Regions from separate parts of the Homo sapiens genome. Here region 2 is linked to region 1. Evidence: read pairs that join two places in POLR2A ChIA-PET (ENCODE). Cell type or tissue: B cell. All regions are shown on one strand. Links, peaks and the distances in the headings refer to the core of each region. The heading gives the core; the rest is flanking DNA. Region 1 overlaps LHPP (phospholysine phosphohistidine inorganic pyrophosphate phosphatase). Region 2 overlaps FAM53B (family with sequence similarity 53 member B).

Region 1 (9,246 bases), core at 882-8,881:
GGACACAGTGCTGGCCACCTGCTGTGTGGCCTTGGGCAAGTCCCTTTTCTGGGCCTCAGTGTCCACAATGACTTTGTCCTAAACCTGTTGTTCTCTACCTGCATGGCCTGGAACCCCAGGCTTCCAGAGAAACCAGGAGTCGGGGGGACAGCCCAGGGGTAGGGGTCAGGCTGCCTCATCCTCAGGAGCCTGCCCCACACTGTCCATGGCAGGGGAGGTGGTGGGGGTTGGAGGTGGTATGGACTGTGTCCTCCAGCACCAGGCCTGCACCTGTGGAAGAGCCCCTGACTGCCCCAGCTCTGCCCCACCTTCAGGGGCACCCCAGCTTTTGTCTTTTCTCCCTGAGGCCTCTCCCTCACCGGCAGCTCAGGCCATGCCGGCTGGAGCCACACACATGCCACTGATCAGGTACAGAGAGTCTTCCCCGCTTGCCTCACCCCTGCTTTCATTAACAGGACTGGACCCCGAAGCAGCAGTTAACACCCACCCGCGGTGCCCCCTTCCCCCCGGCTTATTTCCTGCACACGCTACCCCCTCAGAGGGCTGCTCTGCACTCCCCACACAGACTTGAGGAAACAGGAATTCCTCACATTTGAGTCTCACAAAGGAATGATGCTCTCAGGCCCCAGGATGGGCGAGACTGCTTCTGTCTGAGACAGGGATCCTGTTTCCTGGAAAGGAGGCCTGTTGCAGTGTTTACCAATGACACAGTCCCATCCCTTGAGTTACAGGGCACAGCCAGATGGATACGAAGCCATCCTGTCCCTCCAAGTGTGCACTCTAATTATCTAGTCTTTGTTTTGTGGACAGAGAAGCAGGCTCAGGAAGGCGACATGGCTTCCCTCGGTGGCAGAGGAGGCAGGCAGGTGGCAGCGCTGGGGCTGGTGCCCACCGTGTCTCCTCTGGCAAGGGCTCAGCTGAGCCTTGTTGGTGCCACTGTGGGACAGGTACACTGTGCGGGTGGGGAGAGTCCTGGGCAGACAGGACCAACACAGTCCCCTTCACCTGGAGCTCCTGGGCTAGAAGTAACAAGTCCAGTCATGACACAAGGGACAGGTGCTGGGTGGGGGCTTGGCAGGAGAGCCAAGTCCCCTAATGGGGTCACACAGCGGCTTTCTCGGGGTAGCCTGGAGTTGCTCACCATCGCCCACGCCTGCGTCGGAACTCAACTCAGAATTCTGGGTCAGAAGTCTTCTTGGCTCAGAGGATGAGAGGCGCCTTCAGAGCCCAAGAAAGGTTGCCCTCGTGCGGAGGGTTCCAGCACTTCCCCGCAGTCGAGGGTGGGAGCCACTCCTGAGCAGCCTGGCAGTGGGGGTGCTTTCCTTTGCAGACCTCAACCAAAGCCAGTGCCTGCTCCGCACCCCACCCCCAATAATGCTCACACACCATGTTCTCCCACTTCAATTTCATGTGGCTGTGGAAGGAGAGAGAGAGACAGGGATTGGGAGAGGGAGGACGTCACATGAACGAATCGAATGAGCTGTTCACACTATTCTTTGGAAAGAACGATGGATAAAAAACCTGCAAAGCCAGTCAATCACGCATTTATTTTTCTAAGGGCGGGGGGCGGTGGAGTGGTGGGATGGAGAGAACTTTCCTGAAAGGATTTGGCCTTGAAACATGAAGTCAAACAACTGGATTTGGCAGGCTGACAGCTCCCGAGCCCCGCCAGCCCGAAGAACTGCCAGCCTGGCGGCCAGGGCGCGCTGAGACATAATGAACTCATTCAGAGCCGAGCGGGGCTGGAGGACGGGGCTGCACGCAGGGGGCCTTCCAACCAGAGGGGCTGCGGCACCAGGGACCCTGCAGGCCTGAACGAGAGCCGACCTCACCCCCAGAGATGCGGGAAAGGCGGGTCCGTCCGGGGATAGACAAGAAAGGGTCTTGCTCGAGTCTCTAACACACAAGGAAGTCCCAGAGAACAGGAGTGAAGGAGGCCGATCTCAGATGGGTGATGAAAGCTGGGGCCGGGTGAGCTCTGCACACTGGGACCTGTGCACTGAGCCTGACCCCTGCTCTCGTGTCAACAGTCCTGCTCCTCCCGGCTCATTCTGCTGAGCCCCATGGCCACCTCCAGGACCTTCTCCTGGGTGGAATCCTGCCGTGGGTCTGCGAGATTGTGAACTACATCTAAGCAACTCCATGGCTGAGCCCATGCCAGCTTTTTAAAGCCAAGTTTTCATTTTCACAGAGAGGCCTTTGCCTTCCAGGTGGCTCAGAAGCCTGAATGATAACAGGGCTCCATCCAGCAGTGGAAGCTTTTGTGGTTGGAACAGATAAGGAATTAGGACCTGCGGTGCACACTGCAAGTGAGACAGAGGTCCCATGTATCAGGCTGCGAGCACGGCCACCGCCAAGGAGGTGCTATAAGCTCTGAGATGCCTTATGCAGGAAAAGGCTCCTGACATTTCTGCACGGACTGTCCCCAAGGCTGCCTGTAAACCTTGCAGCAGCAGGAACAGGTTCTGCTTGAGTCCCGGCAGAAGCATTGGTCCTTGAAGGTGACAGGCCTCCTTTCTCTGGGATGGTTCAAGGGAGGGGCACCATGAGATCATCTCGGAGCCCTCACAGCCGCGCTGCTGGGGAAAGCCTTGATTTATGGGCGCTCCACCAGGGCTATAAATAACCGCGCTGCACCGGCTGTGGCTGGTCAAGAAACTGACGTCTGGTTTTCCCTAACCTTTGCCCTTCCTTCCTCATTCCCAGGGCACTGTGCAACATGTGTGGAGGGTGGGCCAGTGCCCTCTCCAGGACCCCCTGGACCTGACTGTCAGAGGAGGGAGGGGACAAGGGAGGCCTTGGGGTAGGGCATGTCTCCCTTGGAAGGCAGTGTTGGGGGAGCAGTGTCCTCTGCAAGCTGCTGTCACCTCAGATTCTGAGGAGCCAGGATCCATCAATATGGATATTTTTTGCAGACATTTGTAAAAACCTCAGATTCTGAGGAGCCAGGATCCATCAATATGGATATTTTTTGCAGACATCTGTAAAAACTTGTATTGATTTCAAAATGAAAAAGCTGGGCCGGGCACTGTGGCTCACGCCTGTAATCCCAGCACTTTGGGCGGGCGGATCACTTGGGGTCAGGAGTTCAAGACTAGTCTGGTCAACATGGCGAAATTCCATCTCTACTAAAAATACAAAAATTAGCCGGGCATGGTGGCAGATGCCTGTAATCTCAGCTACTCAGGAGGCTGAGGCAGGAGAATCACTTGAACTGGAGAATGCAGTGAGCCAAGATTGTGCCACTGCACTCCAGCCTGGGCAACAGAGCAAGACTCAGTCTTAAAAAAAAAAAGAAGAGAAAAAAGTAAAAGCATAAGTGGCTGCTCCAGAAAGCAGTGCTTCTGGCCAGCTGGACCCAGGGCACCTTGGAGGGCAGCAGAGGTGGCAAGGCTGAGGGACGCGTGTTGTGCCTGTGGCCACCTCTGGGCCTGACACATGAAGCCCCCGGGCCTCAGCAAGTGTCTGTTCAGTGGGTCACGTTTTCTCAAACTTCTGCTCTCTGTACAGAACACCTGTGAATGTGGCCTGCCTGGAGAGGGGCAGTGGCAGTGGGGCTGTCCGTCAAAGCTGGTGGCCAGTGGAGGTGGGCAATGCCAGGGTGAGGCTGTGTTTATCACGGCCTTCAGCCCCAGCTCCACCGGGTGGGTCTGGGGTCCCCATCCTTACAGAGGCCGGCAGCCCTGTCCCCCAACCTGCATTCAGCACTCGGCCAGGGCCTCCACGTCCTCATCTGTGGGAGGCACGGGAGCTCCACTGCCACCCCTGAGACAGCCCAGCAAGCATTTCTTAGCCTTTTTCTTTTAAACTCAGGGTGGGTTTTTTTGGTTTTTTTTTTTTTTTTTTTTTTTTTTTAGATGGAGTCTGGCTGTGTCTCCCAGGCTGGAGTGCAGTGGCATGATCTTGGCTCACTGCAATCTCCACCTCCTAGGTTCCAGCGATTCTCCTGCCTCAGCCTCCCGAGTGGCTGGGATTACAGGAGTGTGCCACCATGCCTGGCTAATTTTTGTGTTTTTAGTAGAGACGGGGTTTCCCCGTGTTAGTCAGGCTGGCTCAAACTCTCGACCTCAGGTGATCCGCCCGTCTCGGCCTCCCAAAGTGCTGGGATTACAGACGTGAGCCACTGCGCCTGCCTCAGGGTGGATTTGGGCCACATTTGAAAATAAACAAGCAAAGACCATGAAGGTAGAAGTGGAGGGGACATGGCTTCCCCAGAGGAAATCAGCCATGGTAGGAATATTTACACCACAGAAAGTGGAGGCCGGGCGCGGTGGCTTATGCTTGCAATCCCAGCACTTTGGGAGGCTGAGGCGGGCGGATCACTTGAGGCCAGGAGTTCGAGACCAGCCTGGCCAACATGGCCAAACCCCATCTCTACTGAAAATACAAAAATAATTAGCCGGGTGTGGTGGCAGGTGCCTGTAATCCCAGCTACTCGGGAGGCTGAGGCAGGAGAATCGCTGGAACCCGGGAGACGGAGGTTTTACAATGAGTGAAGATTGTGCCGTTGCACTCTAGCCTGGGTGACGAGAGCAAAACACTGTCTCAAAAAAAAAAAAAAAAAAAAAAGTAGCAAGCACTACAAATTAGGGCTTCCCCCACACCAGCCAGAAGGGGTTGTTTGTTACCTTTAAAATCCCCCAAGTTCATCTCAGTTAAAAAAAAATCCATGAGATGATTTCTATGCACACATATATAAATAATTCTGTGTTCACAGGTCCATGGCAAGGCAATTTTCAAGACAATGACAATAAAACCTAATTACTCTTAATCCAGGGAAGGTCTGTTTAAATGAGCAAAGCTTTAACTGCATAATTTTTTTGCGTAATTAAAACTGATCGTACAAAGAGGAGGTCCACAGGAGAGTTGTGGTCCTTCTCGCCTCGGGGCCTCTGTGCAGGCCACTTCCTGCCCTGGAAAGTCGTCTCCTCTCGGTCCACCTTTCTTTCAAGCCTCAGCTCAAATCTCACTTCCCCTGTGGAGCCTCCCTGGACCTGCACAGACACTGCTGGCTGTCCCTTCATGAAACAAATTCCAAGCTCGGCACAGCACTGTGTCCCCAGGCCCCTTTCCATTCTGTGCTGAGTTTGTGTCTTCCCCACAAATCTGGGAGGTCCTTCAGGGCAGGGGCCTGGCTCACTCATATTTGTAACTGACCATAGTCCATGCTGGATCACATGTTGGGGCAGGGCTATTTCCCCCTCCCAACTCCAGAAGGAAGAGGACTAGGGAACAGTTCCCATCTTTCTCTGCACCGGCCCCACCCCTTGAGGTGACTAACCTCATTGGTCTTCACCCCTCCTTCTCCCCACCTCTCATTTAGACAGAAAGGTGACAATGTAGGGACGCAGGGATCCATCTACAATGTGGAACAGCTGCTAGGGTGGGTGTGGGAGGGGCACGGTCCTTCAGGGTTCACCTGCTTCACTACCTGGGACCTTCAGCATGTTAGCCTTGAACCAGCCTAAGAAAAATTTCCTACACAATGTTGTTTTAGAAACATATCTAGGCCGGGTGTAGTGTGGCTCACGCCTGTAATCCCAGCACTTTGGGAGGTCAAGGCAGGCAGACCACTTGAGTTCAGGAGTTTGAGACCAGCCTGGCCAACATGGAAAACCCCGCCTCTACTAAAAATATAAAAATTAGCTGGGTGTGGTGGCACACAGCTATAGTCCCAGCTACTCCGGAGGCTGAGGCAGGAGAATCACTTAAACCCAGGCGGCAGAGGTTGCAGTGAGCCAAGATTGTGCCACTGCACTCCAGCCTGGACAGAGCAAGACTCTATCTCCAAAAAAAGAAAACACACACATCTAGCCAGGCACAGTGACATACTCCTATGGTCCCTGCTGCTCGGTCCCTGCTTGCTGCTCGGGAGGCTGAGGCAGAAGGATTACTTGAGCCCAGGAGTTTGAGGTCAGCCTGAGCAACACAGCAAGGCTCCTTATCTTTTCTTTTTTTTCTTTTTCTTTTTTTTTTTTAGAGATAGAGTCTCGTTCTGTCGCCCAGACTGGAGTGTGATGGCGCGATCTCAGCTCACTGCAACCTCCATCTCCTGGGTTCAAGCAATTCTCCTGCCTCAGCCTCCTGAGTAGCTGGGACTACAGGCGCCAGCCACCATGCCTGGCTAATTTTTTGTATTTTAGTAGAGTCGGGGTTTCACTGTGTTGCCCAGGCTGGTCTCAAACTCCTGAACTCAGGCAATCTGCCCGCCTCGGCCTCCCAAACTGCTGGGATTATAGGCACGAGCCACCGCTCCTGGCCTAAGTCTCCATTTCTTAAAAAAGAAAGAAAGAAAAAATCTAACAGGAATGCAGTCCCATTTATGGTAGCTCAAAAAGAATAAAATACTCAGTAGTAAATTTGACAACGGAAGTGCAAATTTTATATTTTAGCTTATATTGTTTGTATTATATTATAGTTTATATTGTGAACACTACAAAATACAAGTAAAGAATCCCTTATCCAAAATGCATGGGACCAAAAGTGTTTCAAATTTCTCTCTATATATATTTTTTGATTCTGGAATATTTGCATATACATGAGATATCTTGGGGATGGGACCCAAATCTAAACATAAAATTTGTGTTTCATATATGCTTAGACACATAGCCTGAGGGTAATTATACAAAATTTTAAATAATTTTGTGCATGAAACAAGGTTTTGATTGGGTTTTGACTGCGACCCATCGCGTGAGGACAGGGGTGGAATTTTCCACTGTTGCTGTCATGTTAGTGCTCAGAAAGTTTCAGGTTTTGGAGCATACCAGATTTCAGATTTTTGGATTAATGATACTTGTTAAAAGAAATTAAAGAAGATCTAAATAAACAGAAAAGCATCCCATGTTCATGGAGCAAAATACTTAATATTGTTAAGATGGCAACGCTCCCTGCTACGGTCTGAATGTCCCCCCAGAATTCATGTATTGAAACTAAACCAGCAACGTGATAGTATTTCGAGGTGGGGCCTTTAGGAGGTGATTCAGTCATGAGGGCTCTGCTCTCATGAACAGGATTAGCAATTTATAAATAAAAGAGCTGCTATGAACACTGTTCGTCCCTGTTTCTCCTTTCCCTCCTTCGCCACGTGAGGACAAACCAAGAGGCACCATCTTGAAAGCACAGAGTAGCACTCACCAGACACCAACCTACCAGTGCCTTGATATTGGAATTCCCAGCTCCAGAACCGTGAGGAAATAAATTGCTGTTCTTTTTCTTTTTTTTTTTTTTTTTGAGACAGAGTCTCGCTCTGTTGCCCAGGCTGGAATGCAATAGTGGATCATGGTTCACTGCTGCCTTGACCTCCTGGGCTCAAGTGATTCTCCCACCTCAGCCTCCTGAGTAGCTGAGACTACAGGTGCACGCCACCATGCCTAATTTTTTTTTTTTTCAGAGATGGGGTCTCCCTATGTTGCCCAAGCTAAATTTCTCTTATTTATAGATTACCCACTTTCAGGTATTTTGTTATAGCAGCACAAATGGACTAAGACACTCCCCAAATTGGGCTACGGATGTGACACAACCCCCTTCAGAATCCCAGCTGACTTATTTGTTGAAATTGACAAGCTGAATCTAAAATTCATATGGAATTATAAAGGACCCAGAATAGCCAAAATGATCTAGAAAAAGAAGTACAAAGTAGGAAGATTCATACTTCCTAATTTCAAAACTTACTACAAAGGAACAGTAATCATGTCAGTGATCAATGCAATAGAACTGTAAATCTGGAAATAAAACTTTGTGTGTATGGTTGCTTTAGTTTGAATATTTGTCCCCACCCAAATCTCACGTTGAATTGTAATCCTCCATGCTAGAGGTGGGGCATGGTGGGAGGTGTTTGGGTCATGGGGCAGATCTCTCAGGGCTTGGTGCCATATTTGCGATAGTGAGTAAGTTCTCATGAGATCTGGTCATTTAGAAGTATACGGCACCCCTACCACTCTTGCTCCCATTCTCGCCATGTGAGATGCCTACTCCTGCTTTGCCTTCCACTGTGATTGGAAGCTTCCTGAGGCTTCCCAGAAGCAGATGCTGCTTTACTTTCTGTGCAACCTACAGAACTGTAAGCCATTTAAGTTTCTTTTCTTATAAATTACCCAGGCTCAGGTATTTCTTTATAGCAGTGCAAGAACAGCCTACTACAATGGTCAACTGATTTTTGACAAGTGTGCCATGACCATTCAAAGGGGAAAGAATAGCCTTCAACAAATGCTGCTGGGACAACTGGATAGCACCATGCAAAAGAACAGAAGTTGTACCCTTACCTCACACCATATGCAAAAGTGAATTAACAATGTATCAAAAACCTATCTGTTACAGCTAAGAATATATAATTCTTAGGAGAAAACACAGGGGTAAATCTACATGGCTTCAGATTTATCAAAGGATTCTTAGATATGCCACCAAAACTATAAGCAACAAGAGAAAATAAAAGATCAAATGGACTTCATCAAAACTTTAAAAACTTTTATGCTTTAAAAAACAACATCAAGAAAATGAAAAGACAACCCACAAAATATGAGAAAATACAGTTGACCCTTAACAACTGGGTTTGAACTGCATGGGCCCACTTATATGCAGTTTTTCTTCTACCTCTGCCACCTTGAGACAGCAAGACCAACCCTCCTCTTCTTCCACCTCCTCAGCCTACTCACATCCTACTCAATGTGAAGACAATGAAGATAAAGACCTTCATGATGATTCACTTCTGCTTCATGAACAGTAAATATATTTTCTTCTTCTTTTTTTTTTTTGAATAGAGACAAGGTTTCACCATGTTGCCCAGGCTGGTCTTGAACTCCTGAGCTCAAGCAATCCACCTGCCTCGGCCTCCTAAAGTGCTGGGATTACAGGTGTGAGCCACCACACCCAGCCCCTTATGCTTTTCTTAAATTTTCTTTTCTCTGGCTTCCTTTATTGTAAGAATATAGGGTGTAATACATACACAAAATATGTGTTAACCAATTGTTTATGTTTTCAGTAAGTCTTCCAGTCAACAGCAGGGTATCTGTAGTTAAATTTTGGGGAAGTCAAAGGTATATACAGATTTTCTACTGCATAGGCAGCAAGCACCCTTAACTCCCATGTTATTCAAGGGTCAACTGTACCTGTAAATCATATATTTGATAAAGGCCTTATATCCAGAATATATAAACAACTCTTACAACTCAATGATAAAAAGGCAACTAATCCACTTTTAAAATGTGCAAAGGAGGCTAGATGTGGTGGCTCACACCTATAATCCCAACA
Region 2 (9,246 bases), core at 716-8,715, 77 kb before region 1:
GGGCGAGATGGCCGTGTGTTTGGGGAGAGCATTTCCGCAGATGTTGGCTGATTATGCAGCATTAACTGTTTGGCAAGAAAAAATATCTCATCTGAAATGGTGTGAGGTTAATTGTCACTCAGCAGAGACACCAGATCTTCAGCTTGATTCACGCAGGGAAAACTACGAACAAATATGCATGCCGGCATCTGCTCCAAACCTAGGACAGCAGGAAATGGAAGGCAGTGTCTGGCCTGGGCTCCCCTGCTAGGAGGAATCTGGGCTCCAGAGATAGGTGGGCCTGGTGTGGGGCTTGGTGTGCCCCTCACCAGCCGAGTAGCCCTGAGCAAGTCGCTGCCCCTCCCTGGGCCTCAGTGTCCTCCTCCCCATGTCGTGGGAGTGAAGCAGCCTGATGAGGGAGAGCTCCTACAGCAGGCAGCTGTGCAGTACCCCCTGGAGAGGCTCAGCACCAGCATGGTGTTCTTGATCTTATTTTGTTGCTGCTTGTGATCTTCCAGAAGGGTCTCTGCTTCTTATGAAATCTTCCATTTGAGGCATTTCTGGAGGCATTATTCTCATTAGCTTGAGGGCAGTCCAGTGAGGGAGAGAGCAGCCCTCTGCCCTGTGACCCCGGGCGGGGCTGGGAGGCTGTAGTGCGAGAATGGGGAGAGTCAGGTGCCTCGCACCCCAGGCACCAGGAACAGGAGCCTCTCCCAGCCCTGCCCGGTCCTCCTCAGCCCTGTGGATGTGGAGGCTCAGAGGGCAGCCTCTGACCACACAGGTGGAGTGCCAGGCCACAGCTGTGGGCTGCTGACTGTTGGCAGGTGAGGTGGGGGATGATTTGCAGAAGAAACTCACCTGTTGTATTTTCTCCTCCAGATAGCCCCATGAGGAAGGCACATCGTTATCCATTTTACAGGCGGTGGCTGAGTCTTAGAGGAAGCAGTCCAGTGAAACCAGAACTCAAGCCACATATATAATTTAAAATTCCTAGTAGCCAGTTATTAAGAGAAGAAAGTGAAATGACTTTGAATAGTATATTTAACCCAGTATTTCCAAAATACTATCATTTCCACATGTCATCGATGTAAGTAAATCATGAATGCACTATTTTATGTTCTTTTTTCTTACTGGTTTCAGAGATCCACTGGTGTGTCAGGTGACAGCAGGTCTCAGTTTGGCCTGGCCACTGCTCCATCATTCAGTGACTGCATGTAGCTTTGCTGAGTGGGGCTTTGGGGTACGGGTATAAGAGTGTGGGGGGGTTGGGGGTCAGCCTTGGTTCCCACTTGGTGCTGCCATAGACCCTTTTCCTCTGGAAGGGCCCAATGCCAGCTGGTAAAGGAGGGGCTGGGCAAGAGGCCCCTGCCTGAGGTGCTAGGTGCTCTGGGCTGTGCCCTCTGCCTCGGGTATAGCAGGCCCCAGGAGACCTGAGGACCAGAGCGTCTGGTGCCCACAGGCTGTCCATGGTGGAACTAGAGGTTCCTGGGCTCACCTGCTCCACCCTCCTCGTGGGGCTGGTCCGGGAGGCCCGGGGAGTTCACTGTTTCTCTGAGCATCCTGCCCTGCTCTCTGAGGCCTCTTTTCTACTGTACCCGTGCAGCCCTGCTTAGCCTGCTGTTCCTGGCGTGTGGCCGGGGCAGGGCTGGGGAGATGGGAGGTGGTGGGAGACGGGGTGATACAGGAAGACAGGGGCTTCTCATCAGGGGGTGCTGAGAAGACAGCTTTGCAGCATGACAGGCCCTGGGCCATTTTTCCACGGTTGTGGTCCTGCATTTCATGACTGGGCTGTGCCTTTGTCCCCACATGTCCCCTGCTCGAGCCACTCGCGTCAGGTTCTACACAGCTGGCCAGCTGCAAGCCCCATCCACAGGGAGCTCTTCGGGGTGAGCCCCCATCTACCAGCACTCTGGAAGTGAGTGTGAGCCTGGAAGGTTGCAGTGGCAGGTGGAGGGAAGGCCCCAGAATAGAAGGAATGTGGCAGAGGTGGCCTTGGACCAAGCCGAAGGTTCCAGAGCTATCCTGTCTCTGGGGCTTGGCAGCCTCTTAACCATAGTTTTCCTGGAAAATTGCATTTGTGGCTCTGGTTTGCCCCACCCTTCTGGGAGGGATTCACAGGAATGTCAGGGCATCTAGCTTATCAGCCTGGGAGCTTCAGGAACGTGGCCCTGCCCACCAGGGGAACTTTCTGGGCCCTCAGAGTCTAGGCAGCCAATAACCTGGGAAGCTGGTTCAAATCAGCATGCATTGATTGAACACCAGCTGTATACAACTGCCTGTGCCAGGGCTCAGGGAAGACTAGCGTGTACAAGACCCCATCCTTACCTGCAAGGTAGGTGCAGGCTACAGGGCTGGGGTGGAGACAGCTGTGTCTACGTAGCCGACTATAAGCCGAGTCACAGTAAGATGAGCTAGTCTTGTCCTCTGAGGATCGAGATTCAATTCTAGATTAATCTCTTTGTTCAGCCACTATTTATTTACCTAGCATTTGCTGTGAGTCAGGCCCTTGTAGGCACCAGGGATGCAGCAATGGAGAGGACAGTTAGCCCTGGCCTCCTGGAGGTCACAGCACCAACAAGTCATCACTTAGAAACGTGGAAAGGGCCATATCACCGGCCCACGTGACCAATGCCCAGGGCTGTATCCTCTGAGCCTTGGTTTTCTCACCCATCTAGCAGGATCCATAATAGCAGTTGCCAGGACGAAATAAGATGATGGACACAGGACCTCCATGTATGCATATGGGATTGTTCTAGGAAGCCAGGAGTAGGAAGCGAGGGGCACGTTTTGAGTTCTGCCTGTCATGTGCAGGGCCTAGCACTGGCTCCTTTGCAGGGGAGCTAAGAAGCTCTCTAGTCAGGGGAACAGGCTTGGGCAGCCCATCAGTTGGAGTGGAGAGGAGACACAGGCACATAGATGTTCCTAAGACCAGGAGCAGACAGTTGGGCTGGAACTGGGGTTGGGAGAGCCACCTGGAGAGTTGAGGCTTTATTCTGTGGGCAGCGAAGGATGGCCCTGGGCAGGTGGCCAGGGACTTGAACCTCACTCAGGTGATAGACAAGTTTGGGGCAGTAAGAGAAGGCTATGCCCACGCCTTTGGTACCCTTCAGTGGAGAAAGGGGGCTGTGGAACTGTGCAGAGCACTGGAGGCTGTGAACTGCTGGGGCCTGAAGCCCTTGGGAATTTCTTGCCTGGTTCTCAATGAGGGTCCAAGAGCCTGGTGCACACAAGCGAGGGCCACTGGCTGGGGCTGGCCTCTGTAGGGCCAGTCAGGTGGGTTCTCCCTCTACCTTACCAGGAGGGGAAAGTTCATCAGGGAAAAAGGAGCTTTGTCAGGTTTGTCCTTGGGGAGCCAACCTGAGTCAGAAATCAGGAGCCGAGAAAGCCAGAGGCAACAGTCCTGGATCGAGCAGCAGCAGAAAGAAGCTTTGGGACTTCCCTCTGGCCCCACGCAGTGAGAGGATGGGGACTTCTGCCCTGGGCAGCTACTTAACCTCTCTGTGCCTCAGTTTCTTGGTCTGAAAATTGGGTAAAAGCAGTGCCTACATACAGCAAGTGCCTAATAAATCATTGTTTTGGAATACGGGACTATCCCATTTCTGTGGATGGCTGGGGTAACCACTGAGCATGAGTACTGAGGGCCTGGCCTTGGGCACAGCCAGGTCCTGTCTTTTGCCGTCCTTAGGTGACTTGCTGAGGGCCGGAGAGTTGGCTAGCTTTGTGCCATCTGCGCAGAGTTCTACCCTCAGAGCTGTAGCCCTGCGGGTTTTGAAGACTTGGGGGCCTTGTAGCCCCTGGTAGAAAGGCAGATTGTGATGGCGGATCTGGGCTTGGAGCCCAGGTCTCTGCCTTCCCGGCCCAGTGTTGAAGCTCCCCAAGCTGACCTGTTTCCTAAAGGCGAGCAGCATGCCAGGGTGCACCAGCCACCATTGGCTTTTGGCCCCGGAGGCCTGCTTTGGCTGGGGTTTTGCCCACTTCCCATGCCTGGGGTAAGCGGGCCCCAGCTCTGAACCTCCCTTCAGGGACTCCATGGAGGTGCTGGAGGCTGCTCTCTGGCAAGTCTTGTGCTTGATCTGCTGGTGTCAGGCAGCCCTGGGGGCCAGCCCTAGGGGAGGTGCCAGTGTGTGCAAGCTCCATCCCTTCTCAAGTGGAGACCGGCACCTGCTCACCACAGGTGTGTCTTGGCCAGGTGAGGCCTGAGCCTCAAGCTCCTCAGTGCCTGGTGCTGTGTGAACCTGGTACCCAAGCTCCCTGGAAAGCATGGAGGCATCCAGGCAGCACTGACCGCAGGGCCTGGCACGGTGTTAGCTCACTTAAACCTTGCAGTGTTCATGGGGTACACTGACGAACAGGGAGGCTGGGCATACAGGTGTCCCGTGCCAGGCTCGGGAGACCTGGGAGATTTGGCCCAGAGCCTCCTGGGTTGGTGGGAGGAGGTGAGGAGCAGTAGCATCGGTCTCTGGAGATGCCCGAGGGTAGAAGCACAGGGAATATAGGCTGCTGGTAGGCGCCCTGGAACAAAATGAGCCCTGGGGTAAATGAAGGCCCATGACGAACCCTTGTTAAAGGCCCAAAATCACCATGGAAAGCTTCCAGCTCCCAGAGTGCAGTTCACCTTCCGGCACGAAGACATCACCTGGCAGCACGATGGGACTTCAGAACCTCGGTGCCCACCCCAGACCTGCCGGATCAGAGTCTGTGTTTTAACAAGACCACCAAGTACATCGCGAGCTCCTTCAATATGGAAAGTGCTGAATATGGGAGATGGGCCCTCTGTGGGAGGCCACCTCTGGTTTGTCTTTGGTTTGGGCAGCCCTCCTCTGGCTCCTCTTGCAGCTGGGGACGGATTGGGCCTGTTCTGCAGAGGTGGGGCCGGAGCCTTACTTGGCAGCCGCTCCAGTGCTGGCCTTTCTCTAGCCTCTGATGTTGGTCTCCTGCTCGCATTGTCTCTTTTCCTAGGAACGAGGGCAGTGTGGTTCATGTCAGGAACCTTAGCCAGAGCTCTGTACCTCCTTTGGCCTAGGCCCCACTCCTTGGAACTTTGGTCAACACACAAATGACAGCACTGATGGCTTTGGTCATGCACAGGCTTGCACTTTATGTGTGTGTCCTGTCTACCACTGCAGCTCTGAGAGGCAGGGATGAGGCTCTGGGAGGAGAAGCAGCCTGCCTTGTGGTCTTCTGGGGTCCACACTCACATGACATTGAAAGACAAGGACAAGAAGGCACAGGCTTAGATTTGAGACTTGCCCCTCAGTGTGCAAAGGACTCAGTGACCGTTTCTCGTTCCTGCTCTGTGTGAGACCCTGTTTCACCTGGTCTAGGCTTGTAGACAGGTGGGCATTCCAGGCTTGAGGTGCGGTGACCAAGCAGTGGTGACAGCTGGCCCTTGAGGCCAGGGCCTGTACCTGTCTGGTTCTTTAACTAGACCTCTAGCACCTACCAAGGTGTGAGTGGTTTCCCAAAAATCGATTGATTGACAGGATCTTGCTCTGTCACCCAGGCTGGAGTACTGTGGTGTGATCGTAGCTAACTATAACCTTGAACTCCTGGGCTCAAGTGATCCTCCCACCTCAGCCTCCCAAGTAGCTGGGACTACAGATGCATGCCAGTATGCCAGGCTAATTTTTAAGTCTTTTAATTTTTTGTAGAGACAGGGTCTTGCTATGTTGCTTAGGCTAGTCTTGAACTCCTGGCCTCAAGCCATCCTCCTGCCTGAGCCTCCGAAAGCACTGGGATTACAGATGTGAGCTACTGTGCCCACCCTCTAAAAATTTATTGAATACATGGATGGATGGATGGATGGATGGATGGATGGATGGATGGATGGATGGATGGGTGGGTGGGTGTGTGGGTGGGTGGATGGATGGATGGATGGACGGACGAACGAACTCACAAACTGAGGCAGGAGGCCTGGATTCTTCCCCATTGGGCACATCAGCTCCTCCATTGATGATACTTAGTAAGCAAGGATGACAGCATTGTTTACTGGGGACAGTGTGGCAGGCACTGTGCTAAGCGTTTGTGTAGCTGTGGATTATCTTTATTACAGCCCTGGAAAGTGGGTATTGTTGTGCTTGTTTTACGGAAGAGGCTGAGGTTCAGAGTAGCGGCCACGGTCACAGGACCAGCTGTGGCCATGAGGCCCATGCTTGTTCCACTCCCCAGGAGGGGGTCTGGGCAGGGCTCTGGGTGCCAGGCCCCTCCCATCTCAGGTGTTGTCCACAAAGGGGTCTGGTCCAGTGAGGGCTAGAGTCATGGAGGTGAGGGGTTGGCTAGGCCTTCCTGCCTTGCCGTGGTGGACACATGAGGATCCCTGGTGTGAGGCAGCCAAGCAGCCGGGCTCACCGATCGGAGCCCAGACCTGGGATGGCAGCAGGGATCTCACATGACGTCATCTAGGGAGCTTGCTCTGGCCCCTGCTAGGCCAGCCGTCAGAGCCATGTAAGACAGTCTAAGATGACAGTTGTCACTGTTGTGGATGAAGCAGGCTAAGATTGGATCATTACTGAAATCTGAAACTTGAATTTAAGTGGGGACAACGAGCAGTGTCCAAACGGGGGCAGTAATGGTGGCCTTGGTAGAGCCCAGGAACCTGTTGAAGGAACCCCCTCGTGCTTTTGACAGGGCACCAGAGGTGTTGGGGTGGTGGTGGCAGAGGACAGTAAAAGGTCCCTTCCCTCCTCCCCACTGCCCTGGCCTTGAGGCCTAGAGAGACCTCGCAGTGCGGGACAGTGGCTGTAAGATTGTCTCAGAGCCCACCAGCTGGGAGAAGGAAAAGCACAGGACAGGCGCAGCTTTTATTCCAGGTGTCAGATCCTGTTTGGGCCCTTTCAGGAGGCCTGGCTTACAAGGAGAGCTAGACTCTGCCTTTTTCCTCTGCAGTTGAGGTGGGTTAGAGGGCAGCCATGGGCCCTTCTGCTCCTGGGCCTCTCTCAACCTTCTGGGGACCATTCTCATCACAGCATGACCTGGGGAACACTCACAGAGGACAGAGGTCCCAGTGTCTGTTGAGTTCTGTGTGGGATGCGACACACCTCCGTTTAATATGCTAACTATAGATCTGCTGAGTGGACAGACCCCTGGAACCTCCTGATTCAGGGGACATTCACTGTACTCATGACTCCAGTTATGGCCATGTCTTCCAGGAGTGGTGACAGCTGTCACCTCAGAGAAGGGGTCAGCACACCATAGCCCACAGGCCAGATCCTTCCATTGCCTGTTTTTTTTTTTTTTTTTTTTTAATTTCAGTAGCTTTTGGGGTACAGGTGGCCTTTGGTTTCATGGCTGAATTGTATAGTGGTGAAGTCTGAGATTTTAGTGCACCTGTCACTCAAGTAGTGTACATTGTACCCAATATGTAGTGATTGCCTGTTTTTATAAATAAAGTTTTATTGGTACACAGCTCTGCCTGGATACATACATGTTGTCTCCAGCTGCTTTCATGCTACAACGGCAGGGTTGTGTAGTGGCAGGGCTGGGTCATTATGACAGAGCCCGATAGCTTACAGAACATAAATATTTACTCTCTGGCTCTCTAAGAAAAGTTTGCTGGCACCTGATCTAGATGACCTTACGTCTCGATTTCCCCATTTGGAAAGTCACTGGATTTGCTTGGCAATTTCTCACCAAAAGCTAAAGCTGGCCCTCGATAGGGCCCAGGAATGTGGCAGGGCTACAAGGCAGCTGGCTCGGCTGTCTCAGGCTCTGCCGTGCTCACCGTTGGCCTCGAGTGGGCCCTTCCCATGCCCCCCCAGGTGATAAGCAGGCATGCTGGCGAGGGGGCTGTGGGAAAGGGGCACTTAGTGCTCGTGAAGCTTGGCTAACTGGAGCCTTGGTATCAGGGTGAGTTGTATTCAACGGATCTCAGTGCACAAAAGTGTAATTTTTACAATGAAAATGGCATTACTCTGGGGCATTCCTCTGGACGTACCAGCTGGGTTGCTTGTCTGGTCCCAGTGAGATGTCTTTTCCAAGCTGTCTTGTGTTGCCCTCATGCTTGAGACAGTGTGGGCCAGAGCGAGGATGGATCGTTTGCTCTGCGTTCGTTTGCTGCCTCAATTTCCTCTGTCTCCTGAAGCATTTTGGTGGGGCTCTTCCGCTCCATATGGTGGAACGAAACCCAAACGTGAACAGCGAGGGCAGCACTGGGCTTCTCGCCACTGAAGACAAACCCCTAGAAAGTTCGCTCTGGGCCAGGCACAGCGGCTCATGCCTGTAATCCCAGAACGTTGGAAGGCCAAGGCGGGTGGGTCACTTGAGGTCAGGAGTTTGAGACCAGCCTGGCCAACATGGCAAAACCCCGTCTATACTACAAATACAAAAATTAGCTGGGCATGGTGGTGCACACCTGTAATCCCAGCTACTCGGGAGGCTGAGGCGGGAGAATTGCTTGAACTCGGGAGGCAGAGGTTGCAGTGAGCTGAGATTGTGCCATGGCACTCCAGCCTGGGTGACAAGAGCGAGACTCCGTCTCAAAAAACAAAACAAAAGCAAAGTTGACTCTGGCCTGGGACCCAGAAAACTCTGTCAGCCAGATATCTTCTGGCCCCTTAGGTGGACAGCCAGCTCAGAAGTTGCTAGAGGAGATGAGCTTGTGGTAATGGAGCTTGGCCCGGCAAGGTGGTTTTGCAGCCACTCTGTGAAAATAAGGGTGGGGATGGTTGGCTCAGATTTAAAAGCCTCAGCTGGCTGTGGTTTTATCCTGTGCCCCACCTCAAAGTTAGGCAGTGGAGGCTGTCCCAGGGCAGATGCTGCCATTGTCTGAGAAACCTGCAGCAGCCAGCCTGGAGCCAGGAGGCTGTTGCGTGGGCTGGAGCATCTTTGGGGACCCAGAAATGTGTTAGAAAGTTCTTACTGTAACCAAGACCACTTCCACCACTGCTATTAGCTCTGGCCCTAGCACTGGCCTGTTTTGAAACTGACAATGAAAAGATGAGGGGCAAGGAGGAAAAGCTGCTGATCAGTTGTATCTCTCCCTTTAAATAAAGCTGCTCCTTGTGGCTCCTCTTAGTCCTTCCTTGGTGAGCAGCTCTGCTCAGACTTTAGGCCTATCATGGCTGAAAGCAGGAAGGCTAGAGGTGGAGGGAGTCACGATTCTCCAAAGGGTAGTTTAGCTTCAAAGGCTGTATGTGTCCTGCAAGTCCTGTCAGTGTACACTGAGCTCCCATGATGTGCAAGATGCTGGCAGAAGGGGTGGGTGCACGTCAGCCACCAAACCTGCCCATCCCCACCATCGCCATCCCAGTATCTGGGACACAGCTACTG

Evidence for each region. ChIA-PET counts read pairs that join two places held together with the same protein. Peaks named below come from ENCODE experiments on the same cell type or tissue, not always from the same donor. Only the 100,000 strongest peaks of a DNase experiment are listed, where the experiment ranks them.
Region 2: POLR2A ChIA-PET joins it to region 1 with 10 read pairs; 2 of 35 experiments call an interaction of 5 or more read pairs at or near these places.

The regions. Positions count from the first base shown.
Region 1 is chr10:124,582,348-124,591,593 of GRCh38, reverse strand. The region is part of intron 6 of LHPP (phospholysine phosphohistidine inorganic pyrophosphate phosphatase); the gene reads right to left. Among named protein-coding and RNA genes, the nearest start is that of FAM53B-AS1, 120 kb to the left of the region's middle. In B cell, for the core only: no CTCF peak of the experiment used is centred there; DNase peaks (open chromatin) are centred at 2,552 and 4,072; H3K27ac peaks cover 786 bases.
Region 2 is chr10:124,659,033-124,668,278 of GRCh38, reverse strand. All of the region lies in intron 4 of FAM53B (family with sequence similarity 53 member B), which reads left to right. Among named protein-coding and RNA genes, the nearest start is that of FAM53B-AS1, 40 kb to the left of the region's middle. RefSeq lists enhancers at 3,911-4,568, 8,822-9,246. In B cell, for the core only: no CTCF peak of the experiment used is centred there; no DNase peak of the experiment used is centred there; H3K27ac peaks cover 6,684 bases.